2 separate regions of the Homo sapiens genome follow, and region 2 is linked to region 1. A link is a loop called in an ENCODE intact Hi-C map of the cell type or tissue named here. Cell type or tissue: endothelial cell of umbilical vein. All regions are shown on one strand. Links, peaks and the distances in the headings refer to the core of each region. The heading gives the core; the rest is flanking DNA. Region 1 holds the start of MSN (moesin). Region 2 overlaps MSN (moesin).

Region 1 (8,828 bases), core at 829-8,828:
CTACCTCCCTTCAGCCTACACATATGCCTTCCACCACCCGTCACAAGCCAAAGCAAAACACTTACCTTCCTGGGAAGTGCTACAAAGAGTTCCTGAGACAAGGTCAGAGCCTGAGCCATTTCCAAATAAAGAAACCCATGAGATCAGCTCTACACACTCAGAGGAACTTGCTCTTCCCATGGCCATAACTCCACGGTCATGTCACCACCAGCACAGAGGGAGAAGACACTGAGCACCTCACAGTGAGTGCCATTTAGAAGGTAGGCATTCACCATCCCTCCCCTACACTGGAGCCAAGCAAGTTAGGTTTTAGTCCTGGCACTATCACCAGTTCACTCAAATCCTTTCCCTTTTCTGGACTTTAGTGCCCCCATCAAGAAGATAAAGGCTGAGGCAGAAGATTTAAGGCCAGCTCAGTTGTTCCATGGTTCAAAACACTCCTGTGAGAAACCCTGCCCATCCAGAACAACCAGCTAAAGGAAAGCTTAAGGCTAGGGAAGCTCTGGGTTGCCCTAGATGCAAATGCCTTTAAAATGCTGTACCCCATACAAAATTAGCTGGGCATGGTGGCGCATGCCTGTAATCCCAGCTACTCGGGAGCCTGAGGCAGGAGAATCGCTTGAACCCGGGAGGTGGAGGTTGCAGTGAGCTGAGATCGTGCCATTGCACTCCAGCCTGAACAACAGCAAAACTCCGTATCAAAAAAAAAAAAAAAGCTGTACCCCACAATAGCCAGTCCTCAGCTCACTGGTGGTAGATACTTTATGAGGTTTGTTTAGGAGCCCTTAGGAAGGCCTCAATATCTACCAATATATCTAACTACCACACTCACCATGTTAGAAGAAAATCTGAAACATAATCTAGTAGCTTCCGGGCCTTCCTTTCAGCAGAAATAAAAAGGACTATTCTACTATCAGGCAGGCGGTCACTGAAAAATGTGGGAAGAATGGCAGGAAAATCTATGAGGCTTTTAGTGTTTGTCCAAAGCTTTTCAGTCAACCCACAGTCTTCATAATATACTCTCACTTGGTTTATTTCTTTCCACAGTAAGGAAAGACACAGCCCTTTCTCTCCCATGACTCGGGAAGAAATGGCCAAGAGTACTCAAGCCAGTATTCTTCTTGGATCTACTAATGAAACAAACCAACTCCCATGTGAGAAACAGTCCATTCTGAACTCAGCACTTAAGAAGAAACAGCACTCAAGGAGTATAATGGGACAAGAGGATACATTTTAATAAGCGCTGTTCAATTTTGTATTTCCAATACTGCCTGGCACATAGAAGGTACCCAAATGTTGAAGAAAGAATGTCTGAAGGAATGAACATACATATAAGAGACTCAATGCTCTTATACCATCAAGATTCTCAAAAACATCAGTACTGGAGGGATTCCTAGAGTTTACCCATCACTGGTACAGCTCCCTCATGACAAGCTGGAGAGACAGAGGGCCTGAAGAAAGGACTTGCCTAAAGTCCCACTTCATTTGGCTCACTTTACTGAGGACAGGAGAGAAGTTCTTCTTATATGGAAAGAGAAGAAAAATTCTCAGTTCAGTGATGCTTTCCATTTCCCAGCACCCACCTTCCAAATTCATGGAATCCTGAGCTAATCCTCCAAAGTGACAACTTCTATACCACAGATTAGAACCTGGAATTGAAAAGTTTTTCAGCTCTCTCAAGCATGAAATGGAAGGAGGGATGGACAGCAAAGCCAGTCAGTCATGAAAAGACCACCCCCTTCACTTGAACCAACAGACTATCCCAAAGGAGACCACATCTGTACCCTGTTTTTTCCTTTTTGCAAGCAAAGTAATAGAGCAGGTGGCAGGGAAAGAAGATTCTGAGTTAGGAAAGAGGCACATGATAAATTCAATTCTATCTTTGAAAGATTAGAGACAGACTATTAGCAATCTGTAACAATGCCAAATTTCCAGCAGCTATGGTTATGAAAGGCCTAACTCTGGTAGTGTTGGTAGCCAGATATTCTCCCCTCTGGGGACCCTGAGTCTAGAAATTCCAGTGGGGGAAACTCCCAGAAAGATACAAAGGGACCTAAGACAGGCTGTTGCCATGCAACACTAGAACAGAGTTCAGAATAATTGTAGCTGTCATATTATCTCATCCAGAGAGAATTAGATTTGGAGGCAGGGGAAATAGACTAGATGACTTCCAAATGTCCTTTCCAGCTCCATCATTCGGTAAAGTAGTTTCATGGGAGGAGGAGGTAAGAGAAAAGTAAGAACAACACCCTAAAACAAGCTACTGTTGCAGGCAGCTAGAGAATGGAAAGTTAGAAGATTAGTGATCAATACTACTTCTATCACTGACTCACAGAGCAACCTTTCCCTCTCCAAGCCTAACACGAGAGAGCATAGATTAGTTGGTGTGGGTCCCACAAAGGCCTTCCTGCCCCACCAGCCCCCTCCCTACCCAGAGGGCTGTTAAAAGAAAAGCGTAAAGGAAATTCCCAAGATGGTTCCTGCTCTGTCTCTATCATCTACACTTTCACAAAGGGCCAAGTGAACTGAAGAACCCAAGTGGAGAGATGCAGGATCCTCTCTCATATGACCTCTCTTCCTGATCCTTTTCCCCCCACTTAAGTCTGTAGGCAGGGCTGGTTCAAGGGTTAAAAGACTAAGAATCTGGCTCCTATTTACCAAGTACCACTTTAGTGCCACTCGAGTGGCTCAAGTAATGCTAGGAATGGCAGGAGAATAAACAGTCCACATAGTCCCTGTTAAAGTTTAGCTGAATGCCGACCCAAACACCTTCAAATACTTCAAGGATCTAGGCTCTATGTCTGCTCACATTGATGGTCCCATCAAATGACCACTCGATTGCCTTTCCCCTGATCTGTTGATCTATGGCTAAAACCCCAGCAGATCAAAGAGGTGTTTCACCAAGACTGACCCTCTAACTAAGACCTAGATTCAAGTCCTAGTTTTGCAACTGGCATACTGCATCACTCTAGGTTAGTCTCCCCCTAACATGAGTTTCAGTTTCATCATCTATACAATGAGAGGAATTGGACTTTATAGTTGTGGAGAGCCTTTTCAATACTAACATCTAATAAATCCCAAGGAAGGAAACCAGAAACTCAAGAACATCTCGAAAATTCAAAACACTCTTTTTTTAGGAAATCCAAGAAAGCCTCAAAGCCTTTGTGATCCTAAAAGAAAAAAATTAAAGAAGGTAGGGAGGGGGAAAGGCCTTTTTAAATATATATATATATATATATATATATATATATATATATATATATATATATATATATATAACTGTCATCATCACCAAAAAATGTAGATGGCAATTAATAAGCTTTTCCATTCTGGCTACTAAAGCAGACTCAGGAAACTGGCAACCAGAAGCAGAGTCCAAGGAATGGCAAGAAGGCAAGGGTGGCGGTGGGTAGTGAGGCATGTTTTTTTGTTTTTTTGCTTTTTTTGTTTTTGAGATGGAGTCTCACTCTGTCACCCAGGCTGGAGTGCAGTGGCGTGATCTCGGCTCACTGCAACCTCCGCCTCCCAGGTTCAAGCGATTCTCCTGCCTCAGCTTCCCGAGTAGCTGGGATTACAGGCGCACACCACCACGCCCAGCTAATTTTTGTAATTTTAGTAGAGACAGGGTTTCACCATGTTGGTCAGGCTGGTCTCGAACTCCTGACTTCATGATCTGCCTGCCTCGGCCTCCCAAAGTGCTGGGATTACTGGCTGGAGCCACCACGCCCGGCTGGCGTGTTTTAACAAATGTAGGGGAGGTTGGGCTGACTAGGAGGGACAATTAGCTATAAAAGTGAAACCGACCCTAGATAGGTTGTAGACATGCTGCAATATGAATGAACGAGTTTGATTTTCCACTACCTTTCTCCATCTGTCACACGCTAGAAATAGCCTAAAGCACATAAATGAAAATGGAGCAGAGAAAGGGAAATTTTTTCCCCTTTTAATTAAAATTACTGGTTGGTATTCAGTGAACTAGGGTGTGCCCCTGAACACCTTGGCCTTGGTATGAGGAATAAGAAAAGTAACAGAAGGCACCTGGTGACACTACCGAACCTTACCAGGAGACCACACAAATGTCAACCTTGGCCACTTTGCTCAAATTACTCATTTCCTTTTATCTGAGGACCATAAAGGTCTGAGAACAGTGGGCAATTTGTTTGGAGCAAGAAAGGGAACTCAAATGTCAAGAACTCAATCATTGGGTCAGAATAAAGGGTCAATGAGATGAGCATCAGAAAGCCTGGACCCCAATCTTGGCTCAGTCACCATGTGCCCTTAGGTAGGTCTTTCCCTGTAGGTCTCAATAGCCTCATTAGATTTTTGTTTTAGTTTTAGTTTTTTTTTTTAAGAGAGTTGTACTAAATAGTCTCCAAGGTCCCTTTCAGGTTAAGATTCTATGATCTTAACAGACATAATATAGTTGCTTTTCCTAAAAGTTGACCATTCCTTGAGTCAAAGTATAGAAAATTCTCTAATACTTCCAGTCTATCAAAATTCAGCCCTCTCCTTCCAATTTGATTCAGGTTTCAGTCAATCTGCATAAAAATGCCTTCAGTATTTAGGTACCCTCATTACTCCAGGCCTGACTACAAACAGCTTATACTCCATTCTCTCTCCATTCCCAGGAAAACAATAAACACGCTGTCTTGTCTTCTTTGCCACTTTGACTCAGATGAGACGGTTAATGCAAGTTTGAAGCAACTTCCAGGCCCATGAAGCTGTGTTTCAAAGTGGGCTATCTCAGAACTGAGGATGAGATATGCCACTACAGAAGAAAGACCGTGGAGCAATGTCTATTCCCAGAGATCCACCCAACTGTTCAGGCAAAGCCGCACCTTAAGAGGAGTCAGGAGTCAACCACAGAGAGAGACCCAAAGAGCCGCTCCTGACAGGATCTTTATAATCTTGTTTTGGCAGACAATGGGATATTTTCCCCTCTCTCCAAAACCATTACTCTCTCTCTTTGGGGGCGGGGACTAGGGAACAAAGTGTGTAAAAGCCTCATGTCCTAAAACCACAAGCAATTTAAAGGAGATAGACAGTGAAAGCACATACTTTTTGAAAACTTGGTGTTTCTGAAGGACAAGGTTCTGGAAAGGCAAGAACGACTTGGCAGTGAGGCTGGTATACAGTAACGTGGCAACCAAAGCTCATCACAAACCCAAAAGGCTGGGCCCCCAACTCTCCTCCTCTCATCCCAGGGGACCTTCAGCCCTTTTCAAGGCTACTAGTCACTATCTCACCTCTACAAGGCTCAAGCAGTCCTGGGGAGACATGTTTGGGAGCACTGCATTGCCTAGGCCAGCTCAACAAGCTGTTTGGCCTAAGGGACTCAAGCCAGGGTGGTCACCAGGCCTTTCTGAGCAAGGGAAGGGCCTCAGCAGCCATTTGGCATGACTTGCACAAAAGCAAGCAGAGCTCATTAGTCAGGCACACCCCTCCTCCCCTCTCCCTCCTGGGCATCCGGCCCCCCTATCCCCACTCCCAGGAGGCTTCTGTTCCTCTCGTAACAGCCAGTGGGGTGGAGACGCATCCCCAAATCAACCACCACTCTAGAAAGGTGTGGCCCCACGAGAAAACCCACACCACACAAAATAGTCCGGAGGGGATAGGAGGAGATAGAGAGGCATTAAGCAATAGGAGGGGCAGGGATTTGGAGGTGGAGAGGAGGGAGAAACCGGTCCTCTCTCCCAGGAGATGGGGTAGGCCTCTCCTCAGACTGGTGCCTAAATAAGTGTTGGTGCTCTCGGGTGCAGCCTCGATGACGATTTCCTCACATCTCTCTCCTCACCTCCTAGTGGAAAACAGCTGGAGCCACCCGGTGAGGCTGTGGGAAAGATGAGTGGGGGTGCCGGATCCGCCCCGAGCGGCTCCCTCCTTTCTCCCTGCTTCTCTGTTCCCATGTCCCCTCTTGGACATTGGCAGCCTTGCCCCAGAAAGGTGCCAATTCCTGGGTTGGGGAAAGTGTTGTCTTCTGGACCAGAATCCTCTCCTCTGTGCCCATGGCCCATCAGGGAAAAGGGGAAACCCCAGGCCCCAACGAAGCCGTCCTGACTGTTGCATCTCAGACACAGGGAACTGGAACCTGAGAAAGAGGCAGGCCTCGCCCCGTCCAAACTTCCAGCCTGGACACCCCCTCAACCCCTGAGGGCGCACCAGACCAGGATCCCACTCCGGTCCCCTCCCTACCCTTGGCTATGGCGGAGGGCGCGGCGTCCCAGGCGGGCCGGTGGCTGGCCAAGCCCTCAGCCATCAGCAAAGGGCTATGAGGCTCAGCCAGAGCCATTGGGGTCGACAGCGCCCACCTCCGGCACTCACCGTTTTGGGCATGGTGGCGGCAAAGGCAGCGGAGTTGGCGAAGTTTAGCTAGGACTGTCGGGCAGTGCTGAGCACGCAGTACACACGGCTTGGATTCGGCTGGCCGGGGACTCAGATTGGGTCCCTCACTAGCGTCGGGGCGACTGTTAGGCTTCCTGCTAACGGGCCACGACTTCACAAACCCCACCCAGGAAAGAGCCGCCCCTGTCGCGCCGCCCGCTCCTTTATGTGGCCCGGCTTCCGCGCCGCTCCCCGCCCTCGCGCCCGCCTCCCCGCCGACCGCTGGCCTTGCCCCGCCCAGCCCCGCCTGGCCAGGCCCGGCGCAGCCAGGCCACAGCGGCCACGTGGGGGGCCCGGCTGGGCCCGGGCGGACCTAGGGTAGCTACCACTCCCCACCCAGACCCACCCGGCTCCTCTCCCACCCTGGTCACAGCCCCTAGCCTTCCACGTCCTGGCCTTCCAGCCCCACCCCCACTCAGGGCCCAGACCCTGGGCCCTGACAGATGCTTACTCAGCCCCTGACTGCAACTTTCCACTGATGGGGAGCTCACTACCTATCTTTTCCTTCTCTAGACAGCTCTGGCTCTTAGAAAGTTCTTGCCGTGTCTGAACTCCTTTTCTCTATGGCTTCCATCCATGGATCTCAGTTCTGCTCCCTGAGGCCACACAGATCCCCTGTTGTCCCTAACAGCTCCTCAAAGGCCTGAAGATCTCAGGTCCACAGGAAACTTCTCTTCTTTTGGCTAAACTGCCTCACCTCTTAAAACACTTCATCCATTCTCTTCCGTAGGACTCTCCCCATCATATTTCCTACCCATCCTTGCTCAGTCCTCATTTATCTTTCCTTCATCTAAATCCCAGTCTTCACCTTCCTCAAATCAGTGACCTGATCCTTTAGCCCCTCTCCCAGTACATTCACTTTCTGATGTCCTGATGGGGCTGGCTATAATTCCCTCAGGTTAGATGTGACCTCCCTAGTCCACACCCTTGGGGTTTGTCTGCCAGCTCCCTTTCTCCTTCTTGTCAAGGTCACAGAATCCCAGGATGGCAGTGTTCTAGACTGTTGAAGTCGTCTGGTCAAGTCTGAGTTTTAGGCTGAGTGCGGTGGCTCATGACTGTAATCTTAACACTTTGAGAGGCTGATGCAGGAGGATTGCTTGAGCCCAGGAATTCGAGACCAGCCTGGGGAGCATATCAAGACCCCCTCCCATATCTATACAAAAAAAATAAGTGAGAGCCGGGCATAGTGGCTCACTCCTGTAATCCCAGCACTTTGGGAGGCTGAGGCGGGCTGATCACCTGAGGTCAGGAGTTCAAGACCAGCCTGGCCAACATGGTGAAACCCCGTCTCTACTAAAATTACAAAAATTAGCCGGGCACGTGCCTGTAATCCGAGCTACTCGGGAGGCTGAGGAGGGAGAATCGCTTGAACCCGGGAGGCGGAGGTTACAGTGAGTCAAGACTGAGCCAGTGCACTCCAGCCAGGGCAACAGAGTGAAACTCTGTCTCAAAAATAATAATAATAATAGTAAGTGAGACCATGTGCAGTGGCTTACACCTGTAATCCTACCACTTTGGGAGGCCAAGACCTGCAGATCACTTGAGGTCAAGAGTTTGAGACCAGCCTGCTCAACATGGCGAAACCTCATCTCTATTAAAAATGCGAAAAAAAAAAACAAAAAAATTAGCCGGGTGTGATGGCACGTAGTTCCAGGCACTCGGGAGGATGAGGCAGGAGAATCGCTTCCGGGAGGCGGAGGCTGCACTGAGCCCAGATTGGGCCACTGCACTCCAGCCTGGGCAATAGCACAAGACTCCGTCTCCAAAAAAAGTAAAATAAAATAAGTCCGAGTTTTAGTTTGAAAGTGGCTGGCCATAGTCCTTTTTTCCTCCTCTCCACTGGCAACCATGTGAAGGCATGGTCTGAGTATCCTTTGTGAGGTAAGGCACCACAGATGGTAAGCCAGTTTGAGACAATGGAAAGGATACTTGAGAGGTCAGGACACCTGGCTTCTACGTATAGCTCTGCCATTAACTCATCCTATGACCACTATGTGGCCTTGGGTAATTCCCTCCCCCTCTCTGGGCTTGAGTTTCCATTTCTGTAGCAAGAAAGGACTGGACTCCGGGGCTTCCAAGGTCCTTTCCCACTCTGACATTATAAAGGGATGAGAAAGGAAGTATACTCCCTAGGACAATAGATGAGCCTAACAGGATTGCATATGGGCTGGTCTTGCATTTGCACTCAGGAACCAGTAGTCTGATTCCATCCTCTTCCTTTGCCTTCCCAGACCAACAGTGTCCACGATTCAGTGTGCCTCGGTTTCTCTCACTGCTAACAAGATTCATTGATGTGTGCTAGGGTAAACAAAGTTCCCTGCCAAGATCATTTCCTTGAGCTAAGCATTTGTTCAAAGAGCAGCACTCATCGGAAAGCCCAAACAGTCTCCATGAGCAGTTGTCCCCAAGGAAGAGCAGCACTCACCAGAAAGCCTCAGCAGCAGGAG
Region 2 (8,828 bases), core at 189-8,188, 52 kb before region 1:
CAATTAACAGTTCTAATCATTTTCCACAGGGTTGCAGAAGAATAGTGTGTCCAGATGCAATTGGTGGGAAAAGGCAAGATCCAAGAAACAATCCAGCTGAGAGAGAGAGAAAAAAAAAGAGAGAGAGAGAGAAGACCCACTGAAGATGCTGAAGAGAAGAAGATGGACCATGAGGGCCAGGATATTAGGTCATGGGGGGAGAACAGACTTGGAACAGAAGTAGTAGAGCAGTGCTATGGTTTGGATGTGGTTTGTCCCCACCAAAACTCATGTTGATGCTTCATTGCCGGTGTGGCAGTGCTGGGAGGTAGAATCATTAAGAGGTAGTATGTAATGAGAGGTGTTTCAGTCATGGGGACCCCTGTCCCTGTGAATTACTTGACCTTTTGTCACATTATGAAACAGCACAAAGGCCCTCACCAGAGGCTGAGCAGGTGCTGGTGCCATGCTCTTGGACTTTACAGCCACTACAATTAGGAGACAAATAAGCCTCTTTTCTGTATAAAGTAACTAGCTCCAGGTATTTTATTATAAGAACATAAAATGGGCTGGGCGTGTTGGCTCACGCTTATAATCCCAGCACTTTGGGAGGCTGAGATGGGCAGATCATGAGGTCAGGAGATCGAGACCATCCTGACTAACATGGTGAAACCTGGTCTCTACTAAAAATACAAAAAAATTAGCCGGGCATGGTGGTGCGTGCCTATAGTCCCAGCTACTCGGGAGGCTGAGGCAGAAGAATAGCTTGAACCTGGGAGGTGGAGGATGCAGTGAGCTGAGATTGCACCACTGCACTCCAGTATGGGTGACAGAACAAGACACTGTCAAAAACAAACAAACAAACAAACAAACAAAAACAAAACAAAACAAACATAAAATGGACTCAGACAAGCAGCAACTGGTCTTTGCCTGTACTAACAGACTAATTGTAGAGGCTAAGAGACTCCAAGACTGAAAGGAAGTGAGGTAGGCACAGACTATGCAGCCAGTCCCAGAAATCCCAGGAGTGAGACCGTTAGCCTCTTTTTGCACCACGTTGTCTGTTTCACTATTGGGTGGGAGTAGGGGTGTGATAAGAGAAGGAGGATTAGCCAGGTGTGGTGGCTCATGCCTATAATGCCAGCACTTTGGGAGGCCAAGACAGGTGGATCACCTGAGGTCAGGAGTTCAAGACCAGCCTGACCAACATGGTGAAACCCCGTCTCTACTAAAAATAGAAAATTAGCTGGGTGTGGTGGCACATGCCTGTAATCCCAGCTACTTGGGAGACTGAGGCAGGAGAATCGCTTGAACCCAGGAAGCAGAGGTTGCAGTGAGCCGAGATCGCGCCATTGCACTCCAGCCTGGGCAACAAGAGTGAAACTCTGTCTCAAAAAAAAAAAAAAGAGAGAGAGAGAGAGAAGGATCATGGTGACTAAAGTAGTTCTGAGATCCAGAGTAACTCAGGAGAAGTTGGGCAAAGTAATACCTAAAGTGATGTCAAAAAAAAAAAAAGAGAGAATTCAGGCTCAGTGCTGGGGGGAGGGAGGGTGATCTCTCTGAGCACTGTCTCTTCCTTTGTGAACATAAAGAAATCAGAAACATAAATGTTCCACTTCCTTAGGCTCTAGGGCTTAAAGAGATGAGTAATATCTCTCAGCCTGCACTGAAGTCTCAAAGTGAGAAATTGAGGACGTGGCGGGAAGGAAATATGGTCTGAAATCAGAATTGAAACTGAAAAAGAACAAAGAACAAAAATGGATGACTCCTGACCCCAGGCTACAAGGAAATCTCTAAGGCCCATGGGGGTGCTGTGAACCATTTTATCAGGCAACTCTAAACCCCTTTTCCAAGCCAAGTTTTTCTTGCTTCCAGCTTTGCTTCCAGTTGAGACCTCCATTCCAGAGGAAAGAGAAACCTTATTTTCAAGTGAGAGCTTAGCATCTAGCTTCCAGTTCCAGGAATAACCTCTGTGGCTCCAGTGACTAGGGTCCTTATCATTCCACTCTGAGAAATGGTCCTATCCCTGAGGAAAAAGAAAATTCTTTATTGGCTCCCTTTGACCCGACAGCCAGCTTATCGGATCTGAGCCAGTATTTCTCAAAGCTCCCATGGAAAAAATCCTTAAGCAGCAGAAAATAATGAATGCATATACCCAAGGGACATAGGGGGTGTGGTAGGATGGGGTAGGGGGAGATAATAGGTAGATGGCTGTAACCCAGCTATAATTTCTTTGAAGCCTCAGGTTTAATTATTTGTGCAAATTTTATATTCTACTCCATAAATAATGAATTTTTAAAATTATTGCAAGTAAAATTAATGCTCTAGAATACTAAACCACATTCATCTCACAGCTTTGTATCCCTCCTGGAACCTGCCCCATACACCTAAAGAAAGTAGGACTTCAGTTTTTAAGACACTAGCTTAAGAAACTGGAGGTTGTGTATTCTACTCAGCTCCATGACTGTGGAGAGTTACAGGGTTCAAGCAACATAAAATGGAAAACTGAGGTGCAGTGAAAAGAAAAGATCTGCCTTGGAGTACATCCTCGTTAATTATCAGGAGCTTCTGGAAGCAAGAAAAAAAAACCCTTTACCTCCTTTTGACATGTGGAGGCAACCTACATCTGAGGTCTGTAGAGGGGAGCGGAGATCAGGTCAGCTTAGGAGCCCAGAGATTCTCTTCTTGAATCCCCCATGCATTTATCTGAGTAAACAAACTAGTGATGTCATCAGCCACTTCAAAAGCCCAGAAATTCTCTTCTTGAATCCCCCATGCATTTATCTGAGTAAACAAACTAGTGATGTCATCAGCCACTTCAAAAGCCCAGAGCATGGCCGGGCGCAGTGGCTCATCCTGTAATCCCAGCATTTTGGGAGGCTGGGGCGGGGCAGATCTTTTGAGCTCAGGAGTTCGAGACCAGCCCAGGCAACATGGTGAGACCCCATCTCTACTAAAAATACAAAAAGATAGCTGGTGTGGGCACCTGTGGTCCCAGCTACTTGGAAGGCTGAAGTGGGAGGATCACTTGAGACTGTGGGGTGCGAAGGTTGCAGTGAGATCACACCACTGCACTCCAGCCTGGGTGACGGAGCGAGACCTTGTCTCCAAACACACACACACACACACACACACACACACACACACACGAGCGTGCACGCCTAGAGGAGAATGAGGGAGTAATGCTGGAGCCACAAGAGAAGAACTGTGTGAGAAACAATGTGCAAAACTGCATCAATGCCCAAACACCTGAGACCCCCAAGATACCATTACAGATTTGGCAGCATCTGCATCAGCCACCCACCTGAAAGCAAATTATTGCACCACTGGAAAGCACCAAGATGGGCTACCACTATTGCTGTTTCTGTTATTACACATTGCCTGTGGTCAAGTGGTCACCTGCTCTATAACAGAGAACATACTCAGCTGAGGTTCTAAGTTTCTTTCTTTTATCGTTTTTTGTTTGTTTGTTTAGAGATAGGGTCTTGCTGTTAACCAAGCTGGAGTGCAGTGGTGCAATCATAGCTCACTGTAACCTTGAACTCCTGGACTCAAGTGATTCTCCAGCCCCAGCCACCCAAGTAGCTAGGACTACAGGCATGCACCACCATGCCCAGCTAATTTTTAAGTTTTTGTAGAGATGGGGTCTCGCTATGTTGCCCAGGCTGGTCTGAAGCTCCTAGCCTCAAGTGATCCTCTCACCTTGGACTCCCAAAGCACTAGGATTACAGGCATGAGCCACCATGCCCAACCTAGCTAGGGTTCTAAGTTTTGGAAGCAGGTAAAGTGGAAGAAGGTTCCAGAGGACAGTTGATCAAAAGCATTAGAAAAACTGGAAATGCTATGTGCCCTGGTTTAAGCCCCAGCTATACCACTTCCTAGCTATATGACCTTAAACAGATAATTTCACCTCTGTAAGCCTCAGTTCCTCATCTGTAAGATGGAGATCCTCCTACTATAATATATGTTAGTTATTTTATAAAATGAAAAAAAAAAAGGTTTACTGTCCTTATTGCAGAGTATTCAAGTCCTAAGTACTTTACTGAGCCAGAAGAACTTCCTGATTTCATAGCTCCCTCATCTGAACTCTCAGGGCAATGCCACCTACTTTAGTCCTTAATAAGAACCACCAATATTAGAATGCTTGGTATGCACCAGGCATTTTACTTATTTGAGGATTAAATCACAAAATCTGAGATTAGCATGATTATCATTTTACAAAGGAAAGGAAAGTACTGAGAGGCTAAATGAGCCATCCAAGGTCACACAGCGAAGTAACAGGACAGAATTTGAACTCAGGGCTGGTTCTAAATCCTATGCTTTATATATCACCCCATGGAACCTGACCTCAAGGGCGTTTATTTCTTTCTTTGTGGGTAGAGAGTTGCATGTGCCTTTCTATGCTTTTATAGGTAAGGAACTCCAAGTTCCTGAAGAACAGAGATGGTGTTCGACAGTGTAGACCTTCAGTCAATATTAAATGAATCAGTAAATAGATGAATGAATCGATGCTTTGAGATTTCACCTCTGTCCTTGAGCACAGCCCTTTAGTGGCACCTAGGTAATCCAAGATCAAAAGCTTTAGAAGTTGAAGCAAGTGACAAAATCACTATAGCAAAACATGTTCTCTCTCCCCTCTAGCTGTAGCACACTCACAAGAAGAGAGGTAAATGAGACAAACTATGAGTCCTACTTCCCTTTCCCACCAGGCCCTAGACTTCCTCAAGCTATGGCATCCCATTGTTGCCTATTATTTATTGCTGGTGCCAAGGAGTACTTCCTCTCTGGTTGGCTTCCTCTCTGGTCATTGGCCAGATGACTGCTGCGTTCCAGGATGGCCATAAAGCTTTTGCCAATTCCTGCCAAGGAGTCTAGCTCCTTCCTCCCAGGCCCAGGCTCTACCAGGAGGGCCTCCTTGAATGATGGGTCCCAAGAGCCAGACAGAACGGACTTCCTCCCTTATGCCTCATCAAGTTAGAGAGAGAAGAGCTCACATCCCCCAAATGCCTATGAACACATAACTCTACTGATTCCTGACCTGACCTGCCTTGGCCTCAAGAGGGCCAAATGCTCAATTCCTTGAGTTCAAATCTTTTTCCCTGTATTTTCTCACCTGTGGGGTCCACCTCTGTCCCTCTGACTCACAGAATGTGACTGCCCCCCTCCTTCTTATGATAGTCCTTCAGAGGTCTGAAGACAGAAAGCATATCTTCCTTGAGTCTTCTCTAAGTTGAATACTCCCAATCACCCCAAACAGAGTAGTGCAGTGCAGGAAAAGTATAGTTTTGTGATCAGAGTTGTATTCAAAATTCCATATCACAACTTACTAACTACATGACCTAGAGTATGTTCTTTCACCTCACAGAGGCAGGAGCATTGTGAGGATTAAAGCGCCTAGCCAGGAATAGGCCATAGTATGTGCTCAATAAATGATACTTCTCAAGATAACAATGATGAGAAGTCATGGACTTCTTGGTTTCCAAGTCTCCCAAAGGCTTTGTTTTGGAAGCAGTAGCATTCAGAACTAGCATACCAATCTGCCCAGGGTTCCCTACTATCTGGGGTTCCCTACTATCTGGACTTCCCTCAAATCCACACCCACAGCACACAAACCAAACCAACACTAACAAAAAACTACCAGGCATTGAGGTTTTTTGAAGTTAATAAACCTCTTTGTTCAAGAATTTTTCTGCCCCCACTAGGCTCCAAATCATGCCTTCCTCATCCTCCACAGCCATCCCCCTGCAATGCACATATACAAAGCCCCCAGTGTTGAGGGTAGAGGATGGCGTCATCTGGTTTGGGATGGGGAATTAGTAGAATCAGGGCTCTTGGAAGGAGTATAGGTAAATGTCAAAGGAGCCTCTGGCTCCCAGCTGGTCTGTAAAATCTGCACTGACTAACCGCTTCCCTCTCTAATAGCTGCTACCCAGAATGATACTGCTGTCTAAAGCAAAGGGCCCAAAAGCCTATGTGTTCTATGGACACTTCCTCCCTTTTGTCTTAGAGACAGTAAAAAGCCTGTCAAGGAAGAGATGATCCCCCTGCCAGCTAGCCCTACCTCCTCACATATGCCAGCAGCTGATCATACTCAGGTGAGGCATTTCTCTCCTTTTTACAGAAAAGGATTGTCTGAAATCCCAATACTAGGAACAGAAATGGGAGAGAAAGAGAGATGGAATGCACAAATAAATGCCAGAGATAAATTTTCTGAGAGATAACCAGATTTGAGAAACAAGTTAGGCATTGTACAGATGAGAAACTGAGGCCCAAATAAGGGAAACGTTTGTATCACAGCGAATTAGTGATAGAGCCAACCCTACAGCCCAAGATTCATGACTTTCTATCCAGGCCCTTTTGACTTCACTAGGCTGTCCCTTTAAAAGTTCTCCAATATAACCTCCATGTGAAGAGAGAATGCAAAGCACAATTATAATTAGAATGCATTTAGTCATTCCAGACTAGCACCATAATCACTTGTGAGCTATGTGAATGTAAGCACATCACTTTAATTGTAGTAAACTTGTATTTAAATATTCCTCAGACTAATTTGTATTTTCACCAATTAAGTATCAATGATTACACTTTGCCATTCAAAGTAAAACAAACACAAAACAAACTCCAGAGAAGTAAGTTCCACCTAAATCTGAAGTTAGATATTCTGAGGATCATTAAGCCCATCTCCCAATTCTCCCAATTCTAGATTATTTTTCTTTACTTTTTTTTTTTTTTTTTAGAGACAGAGTCTTGCTCTGTCACCTAGGCTGGAGTACAGTGGCGTGATCATAGCTCACTGTAACCTTGAACTCCTGGGCTTGAGCAACCCTCCTGGCACAATCTCCTGAGTAGCTGGGACTATAGGTGTGCACCACCATGCCATGCTAATTTTTAAATTTTTTGTAGAGACAGGGTCTCGCTGTGTTACCCAGGCTGGTCTCGAGCCCCTGGGCTCAAGCAATCCTCCCATCTCAGTGTTAGGATTACAGACATGAGCCACCACATCACGTCAACTCCAGCTCAATTAATAATACAAGAAGCACAATGGTATTGGAAAGGGAGCTATCATTTATTACTTCTCTACCATATGCTGGATGCTTTCTTCCAGCTAACACTTTCTTTCCTATTTGTGTTTTCTTATCTTTCTCACCTATTTCGAATTTATCTTTTTGGATTGGACATCCTTATATGCCACTATAATCAGATTTTTGAGTAACAGGTAAGATACAAAACATAACACACTCACAAAAATCCTGTGAGGTAAGTATTAGATATTTCTCGGGGGGAGGGGATGAAGATACCAACCCAGAGAGTTCAATAATTTTCCCAGGGTCTAACTAGGAAAATGAGGATTTTGTGTCCTCATCTGTAAAACATGCCCATACTAATTCATGCACTCACAGAGCTTTGTGATAGTCAAATGCTTATCATAATACTTAGCATACACTGAGTCCTGGATAAATGTTAACTCTCATCTGTATTAGCCACAGACAATAATTTTCCCACTCTATGTAATAAGAACTCAGAAGGTGTACCCAAGCTGTCCTCAAATTTCTAGCCCTCTCCTACCCCTGTCTCCATTCTACTCTTGTCTTTTCTCTCACCAGTCAGAAGTATTCACAGGAATAGAATTAGCTTATTTGAACACTACCTCCTTCTTTTTTTCTTCCTCTCTCCAACCCTGGGGAAGTTCTCATATGGTAGAAGGACACAGAGAGCAAGGAAGAAAGGGAAGCAAGAGGGCCTGGAGAATCCATCAGGGTGATATGCAGCCTAACATCCTGGACAATAACTCAGACCTCCACTTCATCGGAGTCTGGTGGAGAAATAGGATAATGGCCTGTCTGGTGAGGTCCCAGCCTCTGGAAATGGGAGCCTCATTTTTGCTCCTAGAAGTCTGGCCACAGACGGCACATTCCCTTGAATGCTAAAAATGTCTGTAGCTGCCATCTGTTTATTATAGTATACAGTACATCCTTTCTGACAATAATGATTCACAATGAAGGGACACCCCTTGGGTTGGAGATGGGAATGACCTCTTCACTATGGCGAGTAAGCAATTATCTTCATGGCATGCCTGTAGGAGATGAAGCAGCCTCCTACTGCATCCATCAACTCCCATGTTGTCCTAAGTCCCAACATTCTTTTGAGAGAAATGTGCATAGAGCTTACTACCTCAGGGAGAGTAAGTTAGTTTCCTTCTACTAGGAAGCAAAAACATGGGACAGAGGCAGTGTGGTGCAGTGGCAACAATGTGGAGTGCAAATCCCAGCCAAATATCATTTGGGTGCAATTAAGTTATTTAACTTCTGAGCCTCATCATTAAAATGGAGAAGACATCACTTACATGTTTCAGAGTTAAAAGGAAGGCTCCATATGCTAAGATTTTTAAAGCATCTAGCATAGAATATACACCATTTTCTTTTCTCCCTTATTCAGGACCAAAGATAAAATTAATCAGGACCATAGGGTGCAGGCTGCCAAAGTTTAACTTTGCCTCCTTTCATATTAAGTCTGGAATCAGCCTTCATTTTGATCTATCTTGGAGTGAACAGGAAGAGAGATTCTTTGACAAGAGGCAAAAGTCATGGATTGTTGGCATTGTGGTGGAAGCTATTCAGAGAAGGAGAGGAGGCTAAGGAGTCTCCGCCTTACCTGGTCAAATAGCTGCTTCCCGGTGGTGTTGGGCTGGATGGCAAACTCCAGCTCTGCATCCATGGTGGTCACACGCACACTGATCTAGGATGAGATCAAAGGAAGCAGGTTAGTCATCTGGCTCTGTGTTCAACAGAGCCTGAGACAAGTGTCTCTGCTCAACCACAGAGGAAGGAGTTAGGATGCTAAGAGCCTGG

What was found. Peaks named below come from ENCODE experiments on the same cell type or tissue, not always from the same donor. Only the 100,000 strongest peaks of a DNase experiment are listed, where the experiment ranks them.
Region 2: it touches region 1 in a loop (5-fold over the local background); 17 of 110 quality-filtered maps call a loop at or near these places.

What each region holds. Positions count from the first base shown.
Region 1 is chrX:65,665,347-65,674,174 of GRCh38, reverse strand. It overlaps MSN (moesin), which reads right to left and starts at 6,521. Exons shown (of 13, transcript NM_002444.3): 1 at 6,322-6,521. The coding sequence starts at 6,333. RefSeq lists a silencer at 6,500-6,829. In endothelial cell of umbilical vein, for the core only: no CTCF peak of the experiment used is centred there; DNase peaks (open chromatin) are centred at 5,424, 6,324 and 6,584; H3K4me3 peaks cover 2,991 bases; H3K27ac peaks cover 5,320 bases.
Region 2 is chrX:65,716,705-65,725,532 of GRCh38, reverse strand. MSN (moesin) reads right to left here. Exons shown (of 13, transcript NM_002444.3): 2 at 8,632-8,715. Among named protein-coding and RNA genes, the nearest start is that of MSN, 53 kb to the right of the region's middle. RefSeq lists a silencer at 2,452-2,746. In endothelial cell of umbilical vein, for the core only: a CTCF peak has its summit at 5,045; a DNase peak (open chromatin) is centred at 4,822; H3K27ac peaks cover 3,733 bases.